5 separate regions of the Homo sapiens genome follow, and regions 1, 2, 4 and 5 are each linked to region 3. The links are chromatin contacts, found by Hi-C or POLR2A ChIA-PET in ENCODE. All regions are on one chromosome and are shown on one strand. Each heading gives the region's core, a stretch centred on a gene start or an enhancer-like site at or near the end of the contact. The rest is flanking DNA. Distances are from core to core; before and after follow the strand shown.

The links. A loop is a pair of places that touch in the nucleus more often than their neighbours do. ChIA-PET counts read pairs that join two places held with the same protein, here RNA polymerase II (POLR2A). Pooled maps may share reads with other maps.
Region 1: a loop to region 3 is called in a map of mucosa of descending colon, with 10 times the contacts of the local background. The contact joins the promoter of LSR here to the promoter of COX6B1 in region 3. A Hi-C loop is called at or near these places in 1 of 168 maps with a recorded cell type or tissue (mucosa of descending colon), 4 of 37 single-sample maps with no recorded cell type and 4 of 50 pooled maps. POLR2A ChIA-PET finds 5 or more read pairs at or near these places in 3 of 52 experiments (B cell, GM12878 and H1).
Region 2: a loop to region 3 is called in a pooled map, with 3 times the contacts of the local background. The contact joins the promoter of CD22 here to the promoter of COX6B1 in region 3. A Hi-C loop is called at or near these places in 10 of 37 single-sample maps with no recorded cell type and 9 of 50 pooled maps. POLR2A ChIA-PET finds 5 or more read pairs at or near these places in 2 of 52 experiments (BJ and activated B cell).
Region 4: a map of ascending aorta shows a loop between it and region 3 (2.6-fold over the local background). The contact joins the promoter of ALKBH6 here to the promoter of COX6B1 in region 3. A Hi-C loop is called at or near these places in 1 of 168 maps with a recorded cell type or tissue (ascending aorta), 5 of 37 single-sample maps with no recorded cell type and 12 of 50 pooled maps. POLR2A ChIA-PET finds 5 or more read pairs at or near these places in 5 of 52 experiments (HEK293, HEK293T, Panc1 and 2 more).
Region 5: a pooled map shows a loop between it and region 3 (5-fold over the local background). The contact joins the promoter of FXYD7 here to the promoter of COX6B1 in region 3. A Hi-C loop is called at or near these places in 2 of 168 maps with a recorded cell type or tissue (CD8-positive, alpha-beta T cell and naive thymus-derived CD4-positive, alpha-beta T cell), 1 of 37 single-sample maps with no recorded cell type and 10 of 50 pooled maps. POLR2A ChIA-PET finds 5 or more read pairs at or near these places in 1 of 52 experiments (activated naive CD4-positive, alpha-beta T cell).

Annotation. Positions count from the first base shown.
Region 1 is chr19:35,247,561-35,250,260 of GRCh38, forward strand. It overlaps LSR (lipolysis stimulated lipoprotein receptor), which reads left to right and starts at 1,442. Exons shown (of 10, transcript NM_205834.4): 1 at 1,442-1,571. The coding sequence starts at 1,463. RefSeq lists enhancers at 26-195, 329-1,131, 1,132-1,933 and silencers at 1,046-1,125, 1,536-1,605.
Region 2 is chr19:35,327,737-35,330,436 of GRCh38, forward strand. CD22 (CD22 molecule) reads left to right here and starts at 1,451. Exons shown (of 14, transcript NM_001771.4): 1 at 1,451-1,494. RefSeq lists enhancers at 2,028-2,077, 2,148-2,197.
Region 3 is chr19:35,646,965-35,649,664 of GRCh38, forward strand. COX6B1 (cytochrome c oxidase subunit 6B1) reads left to right here and starts at 1,359. Exons shown (of 4, transcript NM_001863.5): 1 at 1,359-1,439. RefSeq lists enhancers at 1,351-1,410, 1,571-1,620.
Region 4 is chr19:36,012,887-36,015,586 of GRCh38, forward strand. It overlaps ALKBH6 (alkB homolog 6), which reads right to left and starts at 1,327. Exons shown (of 7, transcript NM_032878.5): 1 at 1,289-1,327; 2 at 458-536; 3 at 135-203. The coding sequence starts at 511. It overlaps CLIP3 (CAP-Gly domain containing linker protein 3), which reads right to left. Exons shown (of 14, transcript NM_015526.3): 14 at 1,774-2,700. LOC101927572 (a long non-coding RNA gene) reads left to right here and starts at 1,616. Exons shown (of 4, transcript NR_170988.1): 1 at 1,616-1,700. RefSeq lists an enhancer at 1,717-1,816.
Region 5 is chr19:35,141,906-35,144,605 of GRCh38, forward strand. It overlaps FXYD7 (FXYD domain containing ion transport regulator 7), which reads left to right and starts at 1,350. Exons shown (of 6, transcript NM_022006.2): 1 at 1,350-1,459. The coding sequence starts at 1,429. It overlaps FXYD1 (FXYD domain containing ion transport regulator 1), which reads left to right. Exons shown (of 8, transcript NM_021902.4): 6 at 567-616; 7 at 815-866; 8 at 1,012-1,204. The coding sequence ends at 837. RefSeq lists enhancers at 1,011-1,571, 1,572-2,133.

The DNA.
Region 1 (2,700 bases), core at 192-2,691, 400 kb before region 3:
CTACAGGAGGAGGAAGATCATGTGGACATCTGCGGGAAGGGTGTTCTGGCAGAGGGAGTAGCACGGGCGATGGCTCTGAGGACTGTGAGAAGTATAGTTGGAAACAGCGAGGAGGCCAGGGTGTCCGAAGCTGAGTAAGCCAGAGAGAGTGGGAGGAGGTGAGATAAGAGGGGGAAGGTCAGTTTCTGCTGAGAGTGAGGAGGAGCCACAGGAGGGCTGTGAGCAGGTGGACGTGATCTGGCTTGAGTTTTAACAGGGCCAGTAGAACAAAGCACGCCTGGGTACCGAAACCAGCCACTGGCCAGTTGGCAACCTGGGGGAGTCTAACGCGAGGAAGCGCCCAGGGTTCCCCCAGGATGCGCTTTCCCTCGCCGCCACCTGGAGACAGCAGAGTCACGCCCAGCGCTGCGCAGGCTGATCGCCGCGCCGCGCCCCCGCCCTCGGTCGCAGGTGGCTCGTTCCGGGAATTCCTAAGCGGAAACCGGTCCCAAGCCCCGCGCCTTCGCTCGGCCCCTTTAAGAGCCAGAATTTCCGGAGGGCTGACCCGGGGGCTAGGGATGCCCAGGGGCCGAACCACAAGTTGGGAACGGGTGGGGGAGGTGGCGAAAACTTCCGAAGTGGAATTCCAACTTTTCCTGGCCCTGATTCCCCTTGGGCATCCCTGAGGGGGCAGAGCTTCCCTTCCGGGGACTTTAGAGGGTTCCTCAGGTCATCTAACTGGGAGACACAGGAGGCCCGAAGCGCCCCCCCTCCACCCGGTCCGGAGGAACCCCAGTGGAAGTGGAGAAGTCAGGCGCCACCAACAAGCCTCTCCCAGCCAGGACTTTGCTTAGACTCGCTCCTCCCGGCAGGGCGCACCTAGGCGGGTCCATCGCCAGCCGGGGAGAGGGGTTTGGGCAGGGAGGGAACAGGTGCGCGGCGGGACCCGCCCTATCTCAACAGGTGAATCGCTCCAAGTGGGTCTCGGTTGCATGGATCTCGGTGCGCTTGGTTTGGCCGGAGCAGATGGGGGCCGGAAGGGACCTGTGGTCCGCAGGCGCCCTCCCAGCGGGCCAGTCACTTGGTTCGGGCCCTGGGGGACGGAGCGCACCTGGGTCAGCCCACTTCCGGGGAGGGAGGCAGAGGAACCCCTCCCCGCCGCTCACCCCTAAGCCCAGCCCTCGGCTCCCACCCTTGTGTACCTGGGCCGAACCATTCACCGGAGCGCGCAGCGGGTGGAGTGTGGCTCGGAGGACCGCGGCGGGTCAAGCACCTTTCTCCCCCATATCTGAAAGCATGCCCTTTGTCCACGTCGTTTACGCTCATTAAAACTTCCAGAATGCAACAGGACGGACTTGGAGTAGGGACAAGGAACGGAAGTGGGAAGGGGAGGAGCGTGCACCCCTCCTGGCCTTGGTGCGCGCCGCGCCCCCTAAGGTACTTTGGAAGGGACGCGCGGGCCAGACGCGCCCAGACGGCCGCGATGGCGCTGTTGGCCGGCGGGCTCTCCAGAGGGCTGGGCTCCCACCCGGCCGCCGCAGGCCGGGACGCGGTCGTCTTCGTGTGGCTTCTGCTTAGCACCTGGTGCACAGGTACGGGGCACGGGGCCTCTGACGCTGCGGAACGCCGGAGGGAACTGTAGAGGGGGATGGATGGAGTTGGAGGCGGCGGGAAGCGGGAAGCGGGGGTCTCAGAGGCTGGGACCTTCCGATCCCCTGGGTCTTGGGCGATCTGTTGCGCGCGGGAGTGAGAGGAATTCCCCATTTGTGCCGGGGAGCGCTCCCCGCGCCCTTATCTGGAAGATAGCAGGAAGTGAAACTCCCTGGACGGTGAGACCCGGAGCGGCAGGGAGAATGGAACTCTTTGTGGGGAGGGAGTGGAAGACCGCCCGATCTCTGGGAAAAGAAAAGCCGGGATGGGACTTGGGCGCACCCGGGGATTTCTAAGTTTTGGAGTAACGGGGAGAGGGCACGGGAGGGCTGGATCAGACGCTTCCTAGAGGGACAGAGACGAAGGAACAATGCCTAGGCCTCGGGTGGGTGTGGGACTGGGGACTCCCCATCCCCCGCACCCCACCCACCTCCCGCGGGCTCCGGATTATACGTGCGTAAGAGTCTGGTGGGATGGATTTACGGACTTGAAACCGACTTCTGCTGGCAGGCTTTCACCTGGATGGGATATTTGGGTGGTGATGAGGTCTTTCCCGAGACACTTTTGGTTCAGTCATTTGAAATGACTTTAGAGTAGGGTGAGGTGGTGGGAGGCTGATGGAGATATTGTGGGGGCTTTAGTCCCTCCATGGCAAAGCAGTTCAGGCAAACAACTCCATGGTTTTCCCTCCAAATTCAAAAGGCCCCGGGTAACCTGGAATCCTTCGTAGTCGGTTTTGAAGTGGGGCCTTGGGCGCTGGGGGCATCAACATGGCCATCTGGGCTTGCCTGCCCAGGCCACACAGAGGCCCCTTGTTGTGGGTGAATGGCAAAGGGAAGAGGGGACTGGTGTGGTTCAGAGGCCACAGGCTGGGAAGAGGGATGGCGGGCGAGTCCAAGGAAACTGGCCGTGTCACCGTGCACCTGCCACTTCAGCCCCACGGGTCTATAAAATGGGCATGATTATCGTGGCTACCTCACTGGTCCTGGCAATTAAGGAACAATGTGTGCCAGGCACTCTGTAAACCACATACTTGCGAGTGTCAAGCTGGTGACAGGTGGCGTTCCTGTT
Region 2 (2,700 bases), core at 201-2,700, 320 kb before region 3:
CTTAAGCAATCCTCTTGCCTTGCTCTCCCAAAGCGTATTACAGGCATAAGTCACCACACCCAGCCCTATCGGTGCTTTTGGAAGAAGGTGTTCTTCCCTCTCTCTGTTTCCCTCCCTATGGCCAGCTGCCCATAGAGGGCAGTGGTGCTGGAGTGAAGACCTCTCAGCGCATCCCTCTTCATCTGTAGGATGTGCATGGCTTCCAATGCTGTCTGTTCTGCTCCTGAGACACTCGCTGGCTACAGGATTATAAAGGTGATGAGGTTTCAGCCTAAAGACTCTCCATTCAATAACACTTCCTACAAGATATCTTTTTTGTTTTTTTGAGACAGGATCTGGCTCTGTCACCCAGGCTGGAGTGCCACAGCGCGATCTGCTCACTGCAACCTCAGCCTCTCGGGCTTAAGTGATTCTCCTGCCTTAGCCTCCTGAGTAGCTGGGACCACAGGCGCCCGCCACCACACCCAGCTAATTTTTGGATTTTTTTTTTTTTTTTTTTTAGTAGAGATGGGGTTTTACCATGTTGCCCAAGCTGGTCTTGAACTCCTGAGCTCAGGCAATCCACCCGCCTTGGCCACCCAAAGCGCTAGGATTACAGGCATGAGCCACCATGCCCAGTCCTACAAGATATCTTTTCTTTTTCTTTCTTTCTTTCTTTCTTTCTTTTTTTTTTTTTGAGACAGAGTCTCACTCTGTCACCCAGGCTGGACTGCAGTGGTGTGATCTCTTCTCACTGCAGCCTCCGCCTCCTGGGCTCAAGTGATTCTCCTGCCTCAGCCCCCTGAGTAGCTGGGACTACAGGCGCCTGCCAAAACACTTAGCTAATTTTTTGTATTTTTAGTAGAGACGGAATTTCACCATGTTCGCCAGGCTGGTCTCGAATTCCTGACCTCAAGTGATCCACCCGCCTCAGCCTCCCAAAGTGTTGGGATTCCAGGCATGAGCCACCGCACCCGGCCGAGATATCTTTTTCCTCCTCAATATCTATGTGCTCCTCCCTCAACCCTTGGGGGCTTCAGTGTAGGTGGTCAGATTCCCCACCATTTATGCCTATGATGAAAAGAGTGGAAATGGTAATAACTGGATGGTGTCACTAAACTACAAATACTTTCAGGTAGGCCTGTGCCTTTTTCAGCGGGCTGCAGTTCTCCTGCTTGGCTTGAGTCATTCGCATTTCCTGAGAGCTGGGTAGAGGGGGAGTTGTGGAGGAGCCCATTCTGAAACTGATCTGATATTGCAAACCCATACACGGAAAGGAAGAACTGCCCATACGTATTCGAGTCTTCCAATCTGACTCCGAGCCCGCATCCCCCTCAATCGTCTCTTTTCCCCACTCCCCAGATCACGGTGCTGCTTGGTCCCCCTCAGAGCCATAGAGAAGCAGGGGGTGTGGCCATGGAGGGGAAACCTCTGTCACCAGAGACTTTACTGTACTTCTCCTTTTGCTCTCAGATGCTGCCAGGGTCCCTGAAGAGGGAAGACACGCGGAAACAGGTAAAAATCATTTTGCTTTTATTTTGCATTCAACAAGCAAGTTATTACGGAACAGCAGTTATGGGCCAGGCATACCTCCCAGAGCTGGGAACACAGTGGGGACCTCCCTGGCTCTCTCTTACCGGTGTTACAACAGGTTGTAGACAGACCCCTGTCTTGAGCATCCTCCTTGCCAGGCCTGCTGAGTCTTCTGAGAGTAGGGTAGGTTATTGGATGCCCAGGAGGGAAGAAGGAGCCAGGGAGGTCAGCCCCAAGGTTCTGCAAGGCCCTCAACAGGCCTGGACTGAGGAGGTCTGGACAGCATGGCCCTGTCCTGAGCCTCTGTGCATAATAACTGCTGTCCCTAACCTCCACCCCACCCTCAGCCTTCCAATTCCCGGGCCTGGGGCCCTACTCCTGTGCTCCAGAGACTCCTGGAGCTCCTTGAGGCAGCACACAGTCCTGCTCTGGAGGCGCCCATCTCCCACTCATGCTGGGATGCTCCAGCCCGTCCCAGAGCAGGTTGTGGCTGGAGGGTGCTGGCAGAGGAGGGACAATGGCCCGGCTCCTGGAGGCAAGTGTTGGCTGCAGGGAACGGAGTCTAGTCCTTGCCACAGCCCTTGTTACCCCTTAGGTAACCTTAAGGGGATTTCAAAGAACTCTGGCTCTGCAACCCTGCTAAGTTTTTTATGGAACATGTAAAATAGATCCCATGGCCAAAGAAGTATGGACAATGTATTATACTATACTCTAATCCCCATGTCTAGAGATTAATGGTGTAGATAGAGTTTACTGAAAGGTTTTTAAAGTCCTGCAGTAAAGAATCTTACTTAAGCCAGGTGCGGTGGCTCACGCCTGTCATCTCAGCACTTTGGGAGGCCAAGTTGGGGGGATCACCTGAGGTCAGGAGTTTGAAACCAGCCTGGCCAACATGGTGAAACCCCATCTCTACTAAAACAAACAAACAAACAAACAAATCAGACGGGTGTGGTGGCACATGCCTATAGTCCCAGCTACTCAGGAGGCTGAGGCAGGAGAATCACTTGAACCCTGGAGGCAGAGGATGCAGTGAACTGAGATCACACCACTGCACTTCAGCCTGGGCGACAGAAGAATGAGACTCTGTCTCAAAAGAAAAAAAAAGAATCTTACTTAACTCTTTTACCCTGCCTTTCTCAAGTGTATGTGACCTTGAAGATGTTTTTTGCATGTGACATGATGAGTACC
Region 3 (2,700 bases), core at 109-2,608:
ATATAGCCGGGCACGGTGGCTCACGCCTGTAATCCCAGCACTTTGGAAGGCCAAGGCGGGCAGATCACCTGAGGTCAAAAGTTCAAGACCAGCCTGACCAACATGGACAAACCGCATCTCTACTAAAAATACAAAATTAGCCAGGTGTGGTGGCGCATGCCTGTAATCCCAGCTACTGGGGAGGCTGAGGCAGAAGAATCGCTCTAGCTCGGGAGGTGGAGGTTGCAGTGAGCCAAGATCACACCACTGCACTCCAGCCTGGGCAACAAGAGCAAAACTCTGTCTGAAAAAAAAAAAAAAAAAAAAAAAAAAAAAGCCAAATTGGCCAGGTAGGGCAGCTCACGCCTGTAATCCCAGCATTTTGGGAGGCCGAGGTGGGCAGATCACCTGAGGTCAGGAGTTCAAGACCAACCTGACCAACATGGTGAAATCCCATCTCTACCAAAAATACCAAAATTAGCCGGGAGTGGTGGCGTGCGCTTGTAATCGCACCTACTCGGGAGGCTGAGGCAGGAGAATCGCTTGAACCGAGTAGACGCAGGTTGCAGTGAGCCAAGTTCGTGCCACTGCACTCCAGCCTGGGCGACAGAGTGAGACTCCGTCTCTCTCTCTATATATATATTTTAAGGGTAGGGATTTTTGTGTTTTGTGCAGCGTGCTTTCTCAACCCGTAAAGTGCCTGATGGCTGGATACGGTGGGTCACGCCGGTAATCCTAACGCTTTGGAAGGCCGAGGCGGGAGGATCGCTTAGAGACCAGGAGTTCGAGTCCAGCCTGGGTAACACAGCAAGACCCCATCTCTATAAAATGCATATATATATCCAGGAGTAGCGGTGCGCATCTGTAATCCCAGCTACTCGGGAGGATGAGGCGGGAGAATCGCTTGAACCCAGGAGGCGGAGGTTGCAGTGAGCTGAGATCGCGCTACTGCACTCCAGCCTGGGCCATAGAGTAAGACCCTGTCTCAAAAATTTAAAAAAAAGAAAAAAAAAATTTAAAGAAAAGAAATACCTGACACAGAAAAAGCGTTCAATAAATATTTCTTGCATGAATAAAAGTACTTTCGCTGGGACATTTTTCTCCACACCTACCCTCCAGCCAGCCCCGGGATCTATAACACTCTCTCCGAGTGAAGACACAGAGGTGATGAGATCGGGTAACCCACGGGCGCCCGAGCCCCAGCCGCGCAAGCTCACGATTGGGCCAGAAGTGAGGATGAACAAGCATTTAGCCCAATAGAAAGTCGTAGTTCTCTTGCTGGGCGTGGCTTGAATGACTTCAGTGGCCTCCTCCTGGGAGGGAGCTGAAGCCGCTCGCAAGACTCCCGTAGTCCCCACCTCTCTCAGCTTCCGGCTGGTAGTAGTTCCGCTTCCTGTCCGACTGTGGTGTCTTTGCTGAGGGTCACATTGAGCTGCAGGTTGAATCCGGGGTGCCTTTAGGTGAGTGTGGAGGGTTCTGTAACCTGGGACCCCAGTCTAGCGGGCTGAGGAGCCGGACCCCAGCTTCCCTGAGAACGGGTTGAGGCTTCCGGCTGGCGGCGTCCGGCCTCCCTGGACCCCGGGGCCCTGTTCTGTTCATCGTAAGAGCTAACAATGATACGGTTCTTCCTTGATGCCAGGCAACATCCCAAACAACTTTAATTAATTTATTTAACTCTCCCACCAGCCCTATGAGATAGGGCCTGCGATTATCCCCTTTTGTCAGTAAACAGGCTCAGAGATACCAAGCGACCTAGCTGAACCTACACAGCGACCAGGATTTGGCCCAGGAGTTTGTCCTCCAGGGCTCTTCATGGCTAATTCACAGGCGTGGCCTCTCGCGGCTTGCCTGGGCCGCAGCCTGGCTCCCGGGTGTCCAGTCCATCCTCCCTTTTGGACGTTGGAGGGGCCGCAGCGTCATCTCCGATGCACCCTCATCCTCAGATACCGGGTAGAGATCTCGCCGGTAACGATCCTTCCTACTGCGTCTGTGCCCCAGCAGCTGGTGTTTTACACCCCACTTCCCCACCGAAAGACTGTTTTAGTGCTCCAGACCCCCACCACCACCTTGCGTCGCTTGAATTTGACACTGCTCTGCAAGTCTCTGTATAGCCCCACGACTCCTAGGATTCCCTGGAATATAGATACTTTTCTCTCAGGCTCCCGACGAACACTGTCACTTCTTCAGAGACATTATATTAAAGGTGTTTAACCCTGGGTCCGCAGAGTTGGTAGAATTCAAGGAATGCTAGTACTTGAATTGGGGTGGGGGGTGGAATTGCATCTGTGTTTTTACTAACCTTTTGAGGCAGCAACCTCGGTAGTACTAGCAGCAGCGGTGATTTTGTTAGCAATGAAAATCATAGACATTCCTTTTTTTTGTTTTTCTCCTTTTTTGAGACAGGGTCACTGTGTCACCCAGGCTGGCGTGCAGTGGAGAAATCTTGGCTCACTGCAACCTCTGCTTCCCTGTGCAAGCGATCCTGCCTCAGTAGCTGGGACCACAGGCACGCGCCACCACACCTGGCTAATTTTAATTTTTTTTTTTTTTTTTGAGACAAGATCTTGCTGTATCGCCCAGGCTGGAGTACAATGGCACAATCTCGGCTCACTGCAACCTCCGCCTCTTGGGTTCAAGTGATTCTCCTGCCCCAGCCTCCCTGGTAGCTGGGATTACAGGTGCACGCCACCATGCCCAGCTAATTTTTTGTATTTTTAGTAG
Region 4 (2,700 bases), core at 77-2,576, 370 kb after region 3:
TATGAGCTCTGTAACTTCCTTGTTCCTTCTGTCGGGGTCTTCACTGCAGCCTTGGGGGCTCTCATACAGAGGATGGACATTGGGGAGGAATATGGGAAGAGTGGGAAAACAGACCAGTAGGGCACTGAGGTCACCTGTCGAAGCAAATACTCCTCCTCTTCTTTGGAGATGAAGTCAGGGACATAGTAGATTACAGGTGGTGCCTAGGATAGAAAGACCCCCTGAAGGTGTGGCCCTTCAACCCACACAGAGGACATATCATCACAGAGCAACCCCTATGCCTGGAGACAGGCTCAGGATGTCCTCAGACAGGTCAGGGTCTAAAGTCAAGGGACCAGTGCCATTCCAGAATGGACTCTGACAGTAAGAATGAATTTGGTGGAAGGGGGCAGTCCCAACCCAAGAACTCAGGAATCAGCCTGCCTCCTTCACCCTCTGCACCCTGAGTTCTGACAACCTGCTCCACTCTGAACGGTTCCAGGGCTGGGACTCTGGCGTCCTGCTCCTCCATCAACACCAACTCCTTGCACCCAATCCTGTAGGGAGGGGAGGACATACTGAAGTCACTAGGCCTCCCGCCCTAACACCATGATGCAGCATTCCACCCCATCACAGGCCAGGCCTCACCTCAGCCCTCTTCTGAAACGCACTTGGTCTCTAAAATCTGAGTCTTCAGCATCTTACAAGCCACACAGAGAGCCCCTACGTTCCATGCCCGGACACAATGAGCCCCAAGAATAATCCCCCATTACTCTGTCCACTAAGGGCCCATCCAACTACACATATGCCTTCTCAATCCTCCCACAGAGAACATTCTCTGGCCCCACACACAGGGAGCCTTTCTCAAAAGCTCTACACATAGCCCCCAGGGCTGCACTCCAGAGCCCCTTTAAACACCTTGAGACCCCGCTTCAGACCTGCAACTGTGAGCCCGGCTATCAACACTCAGCGACCCCCGCCCCCCACCGAATCCCATTCTGTGCACTCCTGTGACCCCAATCTGAGCCTCCTCAGACATGTCCACCCTCAGCCTCCTCGGATCCCCCCATTTGGACGCCCCTCGGATTTCCCCTCCTGAGCGCCCCTTCACTCCAGCACCCTGAGATCTTTAGCTCTGAGGCTGACTCCCAAATCTTCTTCCCTCCCTGAACCATTCAGATCCCCGACTCCGAGCCTTTTAGGACTCCAAGCTCTGAGCCTCCTCGGACTCCTACTCTGGGCTCCCCCGGATCCCCACTTTCAGCCCTATTGACATCCATCTCTACCCCCAGCACTCCCCAAAACTGACCGTCCACCAGCGTCCCCTCCAATTTCCAAATTCAACATCCCCATCCCCCTCCCAGCCATTTCCGCCCCACATTACAGACGCAGAGTCCGCAGGCCAATGGGAGCTCCCAGAGGCTTCAAGGGCCCGCCTTCCACCCAATCGGCGCTCTCACTCAGTATTCGCCCGCCCCCTTCATGCTCGCCTAAGGATAGGCCGCGCCTCCTGGCCTCTGAGCCATTGGCAGGAGGGCGTGGGCGGGGCATCGTCGTCTGGCACTGGCCACTCAGAACTTAGGAACTGAACCTGGCCATTGGCGGAGTGGACCCCGATGGGTGGGACGGGGGCGGCAGCCGTGACAGCCGCGGGAAGACATGAGAGGCTGCTAGAAGGACTTCCCGCGGCCAGCGCCATCACCTGCCCACGCCGCAGGGAGGTGAGACTGAAGGAAGCACTTCCTTTCCCGTCTTCTCCCAGCAAGGGAAACCCCCAATGACCCGACACAGAGAGGCCATAGAAACGTCTTTATTGAAGAGGACAGGAGTCATGCTGAGTTTGGGGACATGCAGTGAAGGGGCAGTCGTGAGCTGTCCTTGGTGGTCGGGGCCCCAGGTCCGCCCTGGACCCCCTGGGCCTTCAGGTTCTCCCTCGAGCTGTTGGTCTGGCCCAGGTGCTGTGGGGTCCTTTGAGGCCAGTGACTAGAACGTAGATTGAAATCGGGGTTCCAGGATTTGAGATCCCCTCAGGGCCTTGGGGCCTTCCATTTATTAGAGATGGAGGCTTTAGGATTTGGGGTTCCCTTAGGGCTGGGGCTCTTGGAATTTGGTGTCTTGAAACCCATGGACTCGGGGCATTGAAATTCTCCAGTTTCCAGGGATGGGAATTCCTGTGTGGGGTTTCCTGGTGCCTGTGAATAGGGCTTGAGGTGTCTGGGAGCCTGGAATGCATATCCTGACTGCAGTCTCCTCCATACCAGGCACAAGGACCTCATGATTGGGTTTCCTGGGGACTTGGGATTGGATTTTCAAATTTGGGATTCCCTGGGGATTTGGGATTCCATGATTTGGGGGTCCTAGGAGTTACGGCATTGGGGTCTTCTAGGGGCTGTAGGACTTGAGGGCACAGGGGAGTTTGGGACGTGTGTACTCTAGGGTTTGGGATCCCCAGAGTCCTAGAATGGGGCCTCCAAATTTTGGGGTCCCCCAAAGGGGGAAGTCGTTACTTAAAAAATAGAGAATTTTCTGGGAGTCTGGCCAGCACAGGAGCTGTGGGCCATGTGGGGTGGGCTTCATACAAGGCACTGGGGGTTTCTTGAGGGTGCAGAGGGTAGGAAGACTTGGGGGGTCCTGTAATTAGCACTTCCAGGACTGTTTTGGTGTCTGTAAATTAGGGGTGACAGTGGGCTGGTTATGGTGGGTTTCTTCTTGAGGGATAAG
Region 5 (2,700 bases), core at 100-2,599, 510 kb before region 3:
AGTCTTGTTCCTAGCTCTTTGATTCCTCTTCGAATAAAATGTTAAAGCATGGACAATGTATGAATATGTTAGAACAATTATAGATATTATCATAAGTAGTAGCTAATATTTACTGGGTGTGTACCACGTGTTAGATACGGTTTCACTTCCTCTGGGAGGGAGGTGCTGTTATTAACCCCATTTGACAGATGAGGAAACTAAGGCACAGGGAGGTAAAGTCACTTTGTTCAAGATCACTCAAGTGGAAGATGGGGGGTTCTGGGTTTCCAACCCAGGCCATCTCATGGCAGTCTGCCAAGTCCCCATGACTATCCCTCCCCCACCAACTTCACATCCCTGCCCCCAAATCCGCGGAGGTACTCACTGTTAACCAGCTTAGAAGCCCCCTGCCAGCACATAAGCTGCTCCTGGGTGCTCCTCATTTCTGGCGGACCCCGAGCCTGCTCTTCGTCCATATCTGGGCCTAGTTACACCAATCTGGGAAAGGAGGCTTGTACTGGGGGGTTCCTAGAAGGGCAGCCTCTCCCCCTTTCCATCCCGAAATCCCTCTGCCTCTGTCTTCCCAGGACTGGGGAACCCGATGAAGAGGAGGGAACTTTCCGCAGCTCCATCCGCCGTGAGTCTGGGGAGACTGCGGGTATTCTGGGGAGAGGGCTGGTTCCAAGGACCGCTTTTCCCGGCCCTCCCTGGCTGCGTAGAGGGAAGGGCTGGATCTGAAAGCGGAGGGCGGGGAGTTGCCCCGCCGCGGGCCCCACCTGCCCAGGAGCTGGGGATGCCTCTCCAGAATGACCCCCGATCTCCGTGTTCCCCCCAGGTCTGTCCACCCGCAGGCGGTAGAAACACCTGGAGCGATGGAATCCGGCCAGGTGCTGCAGCTCTGACACGGCGGTGGGAGGGAAGGAGGGAGGAAGGAAAGGCGGGAGAGGGAGGGGGCCAAGTGCCAGAGTTGAAGGGCGGCGAGGGGTGGGGCTGGACGTCCCCCCTCGCCTCTCACCCTTTTCACCCTCACAGGACTCCCCTGGCACCTGACATCTCCCACGCTCCACCTGCGCGCCCACCGCCCCCTCCGCCGCCCCTTCCCCAGCCCTGCCCCCGCAGACTCCCCCTGCCGCCAAGACTTCCAATAAAACGTGCGTTCCTCTCGACAGCACTTTGTCGGTCTCGGTCCCTCAGCGCGAAACGCCAGCGCCACTGGGCCCCAGCAGGGGGCGCCCCACCCTAGAGGAAGGGGCGGGGACGACGGTGGTGGGCGGGGGCGGGGGCGGGGGTGGCCTGCACGGGGGCGGGCTCCCCGGGCCCCCATTGGCTGCAGGCCCCCCCACGCCAGGGCTCCCCCCAGCTCCCCCCCACATCGGTCCGTCCTGCTTCCAGCTGCTGCAGCGCGCCTTCGCCGCCAAAGCATCCAGCAGCCCCCTGCTCCGGCCCAGCATGGCGACCCCGACCCAGACCCCCACAAAGGGTGAGCGTCGTTTGGGGAGGGGGTTGCAGGGGGGCTCCGGGATCTGAGAGCCTAGGAGAGAGGGTGTCGGGAGATTCAAGCAATGGTAAGGCAAGGGAGTTGGGGGAGGGAGGTCCGCTCCTCCTGTGGGCGGAAGCCCCTGTAATGCGCCCCCCCGATCGCCCCTCCGGGTCTCTGGGACACCCCCTCCCCGGCAGGCGTCCTGTGCCAGACCTGCGGTTGGAGAGTGGCAGTCCCGGGAGAAGGGATGCTCGGACAGGTCGCTATGGCAACCGGGTGGCTGGTCCCGCACCGTGGTGGTAGCAGACGGGGAAGAGATGAGCTTGCAGGGTGGGAGCGGGTGGGTCTGCGACCAGAGACGTTCTGGAAGATTTCAGGGTCCCTGGGGTGGGCAAGGGAAGGGGAGGAGGTTCATGTCCCTCTTCTTTCCAGTGCTGTCTCCTAGGGTGTCTGTTTCCTGAAACCCTTGACAGCCAGGTTCAGAGGAAAGGAGTGAGAGCTGAAGGAAGAGACAGAGAGAAGGGATATAGCAAGAGACAGACAGGGAGAACCTGGAAGAGACAGAGACCAAGAGAGGCAGGAGATCCAGAGTCACAGATACAAAGACCCAGGAAGACAAATAGATGGACTCAGAGAGATTCCCAGTGGAGGGGAGAGGCTGAGAGCAGTAGACAGAGATGCAGAGAGAGAGAGAAAAAAAAATGAGAGCCTGGGAGATAGTGGGATTGAGACCGCTATGGAGAGAGAAGCAGAGAGACGGAGGGAGAGAGACGGACCCATGGGGAGAGAGGGGAGTAGAAAGAGAAGAAGGGAGCCATGTGGGGTGGGGCCCAAACCACTGCAGTGAGACCCTATGTGTGGGAATGGGGCGATGGGACCCTCCTTCCAGCCCACAGCAGGGGTGTTTTCCAATCCCAGAGGTGCTGTTGGGTATACACCTAGCTGCCCCTACTGCCCCCATCCAGCCACACACTGATTTCCATTCCACACCAATTAACCCAGTTATGCACCCACTTAAACACCCACTTCTACCGTCGCCCCCTAATAGCCCCCACTGCTAATCCTGCTTCTGCAGATGAGCAAGGCACAGACTGCTTCAAGAGGGAGCCAGTGCCCAGCAAGGGTCTCCAGCACTGAGGGCAGGGGACCAGGGGTGCTGAGAAGCCCCTGGCAGTGAAGGGAACCCGAATTCCACTTGGATGGCTCCCTCCCTTCCGCGCTTCCCAGCAGGCGGGGGCTGC